Regions from separate parts of the Homo sapiens genome. Here region 1 is linked to region 2. A link is an interaction called in ENCODE POLR2A ChIA-PET data of the cell type or tissue named here. Cell type or tissue: Panc1. All regions are shown on one strand. Each heading gives the region's core, and the rest is flanking DNA. Links, peaks and the distances in the headings are about the cores only. Region 1 overlaps CPSF3 (cleavage and polyadenylation specific factor 3). Region 2 overlaps HPCAL1 (hippocalcin like 1).

Evidence for each region. Peaks named below come from ENCODE experiments on the same cell type or tissue, not always from the same donor. Only the 100,000 strongest peaks of a DNase experiment are listed, where the experiment ranks them.
Region 1: POLR2A ChIA-PET joins it to region 2 with 14 read pairs; 2 of 35 experiments call an interaction of 5 or more read pairs at or near these places.

The regions. Positions count from the first base shown.
Region 1 is chr2:9,426,816-9,431,044 of GRCh38, forward strand. CPSF3 (cleavage and polyadenylation specific factor 3) reads left to right here. Exons shown (of 18, transcript NM_016207.4): 2 at 1,950-2,013; 3 at 3,108-3,205; 4 at 3,937-4,065. Among named protein-coding and RNA genes, the nearest start is that of CPSF3, 5.3 kb to the left of the region's middle. In Panc1, for the core only: no CTCF peak of the experiment used is centred there; no DNase peak of the experiment used is centred there.
Region 2 is chr2:10,360,917-10,365,429 of GRCh38, forward strand. All of the region lies in intron 1 of HPCAL1 (hippocalcin like 1), which reads left to right. Among named protein-coding and RNA genes, the nearest start is that of HPCAL1, 60 kb to the left of the region's middle. In Panc1, for the core only: no CTCF peak of the experiment used is centred there; no DNase peak of the experiment used is centred there; H3K27ac peaks cover 2,193 bases.

The sequences.
Region 1 (4,229 bases), core at 230-4,229, 930 kb before region 2:
AGGATCACTTGAGCCCAGGAGTTGAAGGCCAGACTGGGCAACATAGGGGGACCTTGTCTCAAAAAAAAAAAAAAGACTGAAATGACTACTGAGCAGCAAGGACAGTTTCAGAAAAGTGATTGGTAAAAGCCAGAGTATAGCGAATTGAGGAGCGAGTAGAAGGTGAGGAAGTACAAGAGGGTCCACTGCCCTGGGAGGTGGTCTGGGGAAAGAATAAAGTGGGAACTAAAGGAGCTTAGAGTCAAGGGATTTTAATTTGGGGATGAACATGGCTGTAGTATGTTTAAATTTGGATTGGATGGTAAAGAGCAGACAGTGAGGAAAATGTCAATGACACAGCAGTGTTGAGTTCCTCAGAAGGAGGGAGGGAGTACGTAGAGTAGAATGGTGGAAAGTTTCATTGTGGAAAGAGAGGTCTATTCTATCTATAGAGGAGAAATAGAAGGAGACAGATGTGGGCAGGTTGGTACCCTGTTGGTACATGTATTCTTAATTATTGTACCAACATGAAGTTGAGGAAATTTACAAATGGACTGTTTATTTTTTTGATGCAGAAGATGGCCCATGCCTCAAGTGAAGAAGAGGATAGAAGGTTGGAAAATTTGGGAAAGGGAAGAAAGTTTGAAAATAGTTGATATGGAAATGAAATGGAGAAAACAGCCAGGCAACATTGAGGGCCAGTTAAAGTGGAAGGCCAGGGTATCCACAATAATTACAAATAAAAAATGTTTAAAAAGTGGAAGGCCAGGAATTTATGGCGGCTCTCATCCACAGTTGTTTGATCTTCTGTATCAACACCTGTTTGGAGGTAGGATCTCAGTTTGGGGATAGATCCATTGCATGTCCATCTGACTGAGTTCCTTGAGGTCAGGGTCCCTGTAAGGCATTTCCATGTCCTAGGCACTTAATCCAGTGCTTGGCAAATAGAAGCTGCTTAATGTTGAGTGAGTGAGTGGATTGTGAGCTAGAATGGTTGGGAAAAGGCATCAAAGAAGGTGAGGGATTTGAAAGATGAGGTTTAACTTAAAGTGTGCCTTGTGACCATTGCAAATTATGGCTGAAATTATTAAGAAGAAACAAAAATTATGTAAGTAGTTGGTATAAAATATGCTGAAATAACAGAAAGTAGAAGAAAAAGTGATTGAAATTCACAGTATGAATAAGTATTTTAAAAAAAAAAATTTTTTTTTTTTTTTTTTGAGGCAGAGTCTCGCTCTGTTGCCCAGGCTGGAGCGCAGTGGCGCGATCTCAGCTCACTGCAAGCTCCGCCTCCTGGGTTCACACCATTCTCCTGCCTCAGCCTCCCGAGTAGCTGGGACTACAGGTGTCCGCCACCACGCCTGGCTAATTTTTTGTATTTTTAGTAGAGACGGGGTTTCACCGTGTTAGCCAGGATGGGTCTCGATATCCTGATCTCGTGATCTGCCTGCCTCGGCCTCCCAAAGTGCTGGGATTACAGGCGTGAGCCACCGCACCCGGCCATTTAAATTTAAGCCATTTGGCAAATACACATTATGATCTTAAAGAAGATGACAGTGTTGAAATGCTTATGGCTTTCTACTTAAGTGCTAATTCTAGAAGTATTATTATATAATCTGCGTAACTGCTAGTTTACATTTTAAATACATTATAATTTAATCCTAAAATTCAGAAAATTGAATTTAAATCAAGCCCAAACCTTTGGGCTTCTTGGATCTGTACCGCCTTCTCTCTTAATTTTAAGAACTGCAAGATCCCTGGACTCCCAAGGATCAGTTTTCATCTGTTCTCATGTGGACACTGTTCTTCCCTGTCTTTGTGATTTTGTAGAACTCTCTTACGTCTCAGAATTTTTCAGTGAGGTGCTGTCATCAGATGGCATGTAGTGTACATTGTAAAAAAGTGTAAGTTTATTGGACTTGGTTTTGATTTTTTTTAATCCTTCTTTTTCTCCCCTTGAATATTTACAGTGGAGCTGGGCAAGAAGTAGGAAGATCATGTATTATTCTCGAGTTCAAAGGAAGAAAAATAATGGTAATTACTATTTTTGTACTCAGTTTAATAGTATGGCTCTGTCTGTATTGGGTGTTAGTCTTTTCTCATAGACTAGTTATCTTTTTAGCTCCCAGAAAAATGTTATAGTACATGTAATCTATGCTGTATAGTGTTAATGAGAAAAACTAATACACACTTCTACTTAGTAATTTAGTTGATTAAGAAGATATATTCTATGACTGTAAAATTGTCAGCTAGATCTGTTGAACTGTTACCTCTTCAAAGTCCCTCTTCCACTCCTGAAGGGTTGAGCCAGCCTAACTGCCCCACCCCCAGTGGAAGATCCCAAGGGCCCAAGCACTCTGAACACACTGAGAGCTCTAGCCGCCTCCAGCATGTGGGGATCAAGCCTTGGCCTAGAAGCTTGGATCCCCAGGTCCCACTGGGGCTGCCGGCCTTGGCCAAGTCACTTTGCTTCTCTAAGCCTGAAAGGTAGAGGGGTTAGAGGAGATAGTTTCTAAGGTACTCATTAGAAAGTCAGTTCTGTGTCTCAGATTCCTTTGATTCCTCTTTCTTCTCAACTCCTCCCAATCTGAAAAGAACATGTATAGGTCAGACATAGTCATCCTTTTAGTCATCTGTTTTGTTAATTTGGTAGTAACGCCATAAAAATAAGTAACTTTAATGACTGAGTCTTAAGAATTTGTTCCCTAATGCCTTAAAATATTTAAATTACCCTGATCAGGTAAGTTTCCCATTTCTAATTATTATCTTCTCACGAGAGTCGATCTGGTAGTAGTAAATCTATAAACTTTTAAAATTTTAATCTGATATCAAAGTTTTTGAAAAAGATTTAATTCGTTGTTAGAATGACGACCAAAAGTAGCTGGAAAGAAGCTGTTTTGTACTTTGCATCCTGTGACCCCTAAATGTGAGCTATATTTTAAATTTGTTGGGAAGTTAGAATTGTTAATGGCATATTTGCCACATTTAATAAGAATCATGTTCCAAGTGCTAGTGCCTGGAGTCCATCTTGAGTATATGGGTGATGGAACTAGAATTATTGCCTATTTGCCGAATGAATTTTAATAAAATGTGCAGGAGATTGTGATCTCTTTTCCTGTTTCTTTCAGCTCGACTGTGGGATCCACCCTGGCCTAGAAGGAATGGATGCTCTTCCTTATATTGATTTAATTGACCCAGCTGAGATTGATCTCCTATTAATTAGTCAGTAAGTTTTTCCCTTTATTAATGACACTTTTTCACGGACTTTTACTATCAAGATCATTCTTTACTAGATTTTGAGAGTTTGGTTTTTTAAAAGAGTGTTTTCTGCTAGGAAGCATATTGCAGACATCTGAGTCTAAACCAACACTCCGTAATGTCATCACAGGCTAGAGAAGTTTGCTATGAAAAACTTACCTACCTCTATGTATAAGTTCAGTGAGTATGTGAGAAGGAGATAGTACAGAACTTGAATCATTGTAAAACTTGAGACTAAGAAAGCCCTTTTCCAGGATATCTCCTTGAGGTCACTGTTTTATCACATTCTTCTATAAGAACGCCATTTCACCTTTATTGAAACTATTTTTAAATAGAGTTCATATAGAAAAATGTGACAAGACAGTGACCTCAGGGAGATATCCATGTTTCAACTTTATTCTGTTAAAATGTTTGCTGTAATTCTGGCTGCCAGGAGTAGGCTTGGGATATTCTTCTTCCTCCCTAATTCACTAATAAAGTTTTTTGCTGTTTAAAAACAATACTTTAAACATCTTTCCTCCATTTTAGAACTGTATGCATTACTTCTTCCTTCTACACATACCTACTCTTGGTTTTTCTGAAAGTATCAGCACATAGTTGTTTATATAAAACTTGTTTTGTACAGTAAGCAACAGTTTCATTACATGGTATCTGATGGATAATAATTTTAAGAATTAATGCAGCCTCTTTCTTTTTAAGTTTCCATTTGGATCACTGTGGAGCTCTGCCCTGGTTTCTACAGAAGACAAGTTTCAAAGGAAGAACATTTATGACTCATGCCACAAAAGCTATTTATAGATGGCTTCTTTCTGATTATGTCAAAGTTAGGTAAATTACTTTATTAGATTATACACGACTTTGGCTCTATATGGCATGTATGGTTCAAGATATGGACCATTTTGTGTTTTAAAATGAGGTGCTCCCTTTTCATGTATAAGGATATCAGTAATTTCATCATTCATTAACAAGGTCATTGAAACCTATTGTGTTTC
Region 2 (4,513 bases), core at 303-4,302:
GGATGTTCTGAATATGCTTTTGTTTGCCTGTCCAGCAGTATTCTCTCCACGGTCTCCTCCTGGGTGTCTGGCGTGTGCCTTGCGTGTGCTGCGGGCTGGGATCTGTGGGAATGACATAGTCGGACATGGTCCTGAGCCTGTTGGCCTGGGGACTCCTTTTCTGTCATACTAGATGAGACAGGCGAGACTGCCCTGGAAAGCCCGGCGTGTCTGGCCTCCCCAGTGCTGGACGGTGGCCAGTGTGGTTTTCCAGGCGAGTCCGTGGGCTCCTGGGTGGGTGGTCGGGCTCGTGGGGAGATCCCAAGCAATGGTTGTAGAGGGATGGGAGGGAATGGGTGGATCCCAGAGAGAGAGAGAGAGAGAGAGCAGGCTGGTTCCACTGTGGCCTCGTTGTCTAATGAGGAGAGTGTACAGATAAGTCATGCTTTGTTTTGCTCTGTCTCTGGAATTTTAATCAGTTGCCCTAATTGCCTTCAAATTATTGGAAGGGAAAAACGCCAGCAGAGGGTCCTGACAGATCCCAGCTGTCTAGCTGAGGACTTATCTTCTCATTGTTCTTGGGAAACCAGTCAGGTTTAGGGACTTGAGGTGGATGATTCATTAATTCTTTTAAACTGATTTCCTCAGCCATGTACACAGGTGTGAAAGCCCTTCTTATGTTATCAGTATTACCCTAATATATCAGAGGGCTAGGATTTCTCATAAGGCGACTGTTATCTTTTGATAATCACATAAATAACGTTTCCATAGTTCTCGAAAGCTTGCCAGATGCTTTCATGTACATTAGCTAACTTCTTAAATTTTTTTTTTTTTTTTTGAGATAGGGTCTCACTCTTGTCAACCAGGATGGAGTGCAGTGGCATGATCTCTGCTCACTGCAACCTCTGCCTCCCAGGTTCAAGCAATTTTCCTGCTTCGGCTTCCTGAGTAGCTGGGATTATAGGCGCCCGCCACCATGCCTGCCTAATTTTTGTATTTTTAATAGAGATGGTGTTTCATCATGTTGGCCTCAGACTCCTGACCTCAAGTGATCCATCTGCCTCAGCCTCCCAAAGTGTTGGGATTACAGGCATGAGCTGCCATGTGTGGCTGACATTAGCTAATTTAATTCTTACAATAATCTTATGAATTGGGATTCTCATCTCTTTTAAAATGAGGAAACTGAGGCTCAGAGAGGTTAAGTCATGTGCCCAAGATCACTTAGCTAGTAAGTGATGGGCAGGGCTGTGGAGCTGGTTCACTTGACTCTGCTGCCATTGCATCCAGTTTGCTCTGCCAGCGAGTCAATTGAGCATTTGGAGCATTTGCTGTGTGCCAGCCTCATGGAGGCAAACGGAGCTTCGGAACCCAGGTGTCGAGAATGAGCTGTTGGCACTCAGTCCTGGAGTGGCAGCATGGGGGGCGGGGGCAGGAGCATGGGGGACAACAGTCCAGGGAGGGCCACATGACAGCAAGCAGAGCCTCGAATGCCTGAGTCCTGGCTCCAGAGAGAGGCCAGCCTGAGCTCCTCCATGTCCTACTCCTGTGGATAGACCCCCCGGAATGCAGGGGGCCGGGCTGAGCAAGAGGAGGAGAGGACAGGGAAGGAACATGTCTGCTTCTTTCCTTCAGGAAAGGAAAGGTGAGCTGGGCGATGGGGAAGGCCTCCACGGTGTTCTGTTGTAATGTTCTGCCACTTGGCAGCCTCACCAGGGACATATCAGCCCCAGGCTGATTATCTGCAGACCGGGATCCCATTTCTGCTGCTTTGGGAGAGAAGGGAGGGTAGCCCTGAGGCCATCCCAAATGCGAGTCTGTTCACAGAGGGGCTCTCCTGGCACCTTCCCCAGCCCAGACGCTGAGGAGGGCAGCCAGAAGCCCCTGCATCAGGTAGGAGTGCTGAGTCATGAGATTGGGTTGAATGGCGGCTTTAGCACAGCTGTGGCCTGTGTTAGAGAGGGTGAGTTTGGACCATTCCTGAGCAGAGGGGGACCTCAGAGGACAGTCGGACTGGGGAATCCCTGGCCCAGAGAGGGAAACTGGTTTTCCCAGAGTCACACAGCTAGGTGCCCCTTTGATGGTTCTCTCAGTGACTCACGCCTGTAATCTCAGCATTTTGGGAGGCCAAGGTGGGAGGATTACTTGAGCCTAGGAGGTTGAGGCTGCAGTGAACCATGATCATACCACTGCATTCCAGCCTGGCCAACAGAGCAAGACCTTGTCTCAAAAAGTAAATAAAAAATAAAACCCATTCTCACTCTAACCCATGCTGTATCTGATTTTTTTCCTGAGGTAGGCTTGAGATGGGAGGGTTGTTATTTTTTGTAAATGCATTAGGGGCGGAGTGGTGGGAGAGTGATTCCCCTGCAGCCCTTCTGAGGTCACTGCCACACCATGGCAAGAAAAGTATTTCTGACTCCTGGAGCTCCACGGTGTGACAGGTGGGCAGGAGCTGCTGGGGGTGCTGGGCAGACGTTTACCGTCCAGCACCCCCATTTCTGCTGCTCTGATAACTTGGATCGACTGAAGAACCTCGGGGCTTTCTTGGCTGTTTGTAGGAGCTTCCAGAAGCGACCTTTCGGGATGCCTCTTACATAGTCCTGCCTATACCCTCTACACGTGGCGTTTCAGGTCTGGAGAGTCATGTGGTGTAGCTGTATTTCTGGGAAGTGTGTGACCCGAAGCCTCCTCCTGTCAGAACCACCGGGGAGCTCACAAGCTAAAGTGCAGATTCCTGGGTCATCCCAGACCTGCTGAAGCCAAATCTTTAGGGTGGGGCCAGGAATCTGCATTTTAAACAAGCTCCGGAGGTGGCTCTGAGGCCAGCCACAGTTTGGGCACGGCAAGGCTGGGGAGCCAGGCTTGTTTCGGATCTCCAGTCCTTGTGTGGGCTGCGTGACCTTGGATGAGTTATTTCCCATCTCTGAGCCTTGGTTCTCTGGTCTGTTAAGTGGCAATCTTGCCCCTTCTGTTTTAGGCACTGTCGGGGTTGCCTGCCTTCTGGTAAGCGTTTAGTGCCCTGAGCCGACTCAGCTGGTGCTCAGGGAGGCCTGATGATTCGGGGCGCTTGGCCGGGTGGTGGGGTGGGACACCCCAGAGGGAAGGGCACTGGTCCCAGCTTGGTGGGGCAGGCCACCTGGAGGAGGGGTGGACCTTGGGAGTGGGTTATATTAGGGCCTCCAGGCCTCAGTTTGGGAGGAGCTTGCAGTGACCTTGGAGATGGTAGTGACCTTGTCCTCCTGCCCTGCCTGGGTGCACAGGCTCCCAGCACGTGGGTGGCAAAGGTCCTAGAGAGCACCCAGAGGCGGGTGTCTGCCTGGGGTCGAGTGTGGGAGCTGGGCCCAGAGCCCCCACTTCTGCCTGGCATCCGGGGGTCCCTCCGGGAAGCTGAGGTTGTTTTCTTGAACAGTAAGGACTGGCCAGAGCCCTGAGCACCGAGAGGTGAGGGTGAGGCCCCCCCTACTCTTTCCCCCACCCTCCTGGGAATGACTGCCGACATCAGGGAAGGGAGGGGCCCCAAGGCCAGTGACCTGGAATGCGATGGCCAGGGAGGCAGGAGCTGGAGGCTGTGTGGGGCACGAGGAGGCCGATCGGGTGTCCCGGGGGAGACTCCTCGCTGCTTCCCTCGGGATGGTTTCCATGAACTTCCCTCCCCGGCCCTGACGGCCTCCTCTCCTAAGCTCCCGCCTCCTTTTTTTTTTTTTTTGGAGACAGTGGCTCACTCTGTCACCCAGGCTGGAGTGCGGTGGTGCGATCATGGCTCACTGTAGCCTCGACCTCCCCCGGCTCAGGTGATCCTCCCACCTCAGCCTTCCAAGTAGCTGGGACTACAGGTGCATGCCCCCACACCAGACTAATTTTTGTATATTTTGTAGAGATGAGTTTTGCCATGTTGCCCAGGCTGGTCTTGAACTCCTGGGCTCAAACAATCCTCCTGCCTCGGCCTCCCAGAGTGCTGGGTTTATAGGTGTGAGTCACTGCACCTGACCATCCCTCCCCGCTTTTATGTCCTTTTCTCCCTCTCTGAGGTAGGGGGACCAAGCCCTCCTCCCCAAGCCCTGTCCACTGTGGGGCCTTCTACAATGTGAGCTTGTACATCTCTGTGATGTCACCCAGGTGCCACCAGGTGTGTGTGTCCTGATGCCTTTGGCCACCAGCCTCAAAATCTCCCAGAGTTCCAGGTGCTTGGTGGAAGGGATTCATGTACCCCTATCCCCATCCCTAAATGAGAGTGTCCACACCACCCGCCCTGAGTTCTGAACTTAGCCACCTCATGTACGGAAGGAGAAATGGAGGCCGCCAGAGAGGTCTAGGCCTCCGACCCTGACCTTGCTCCTCTTGGATGGTATTGGGTGGCATTCCAGGACAGCTGGGATCTTGATCATCCAGTGGGTGCCCTCACTGTGCACCTGCCTCCAGGTGGTGGCGCGGTAATTGCAAGAGCGTGAGCCCCTCCTCTGGGGCATGTTCTTGGAAATAAATACACCTCGTGTCATGGAGATGGGCAGACGAGGTGCCAGCTATTTGAACGGAC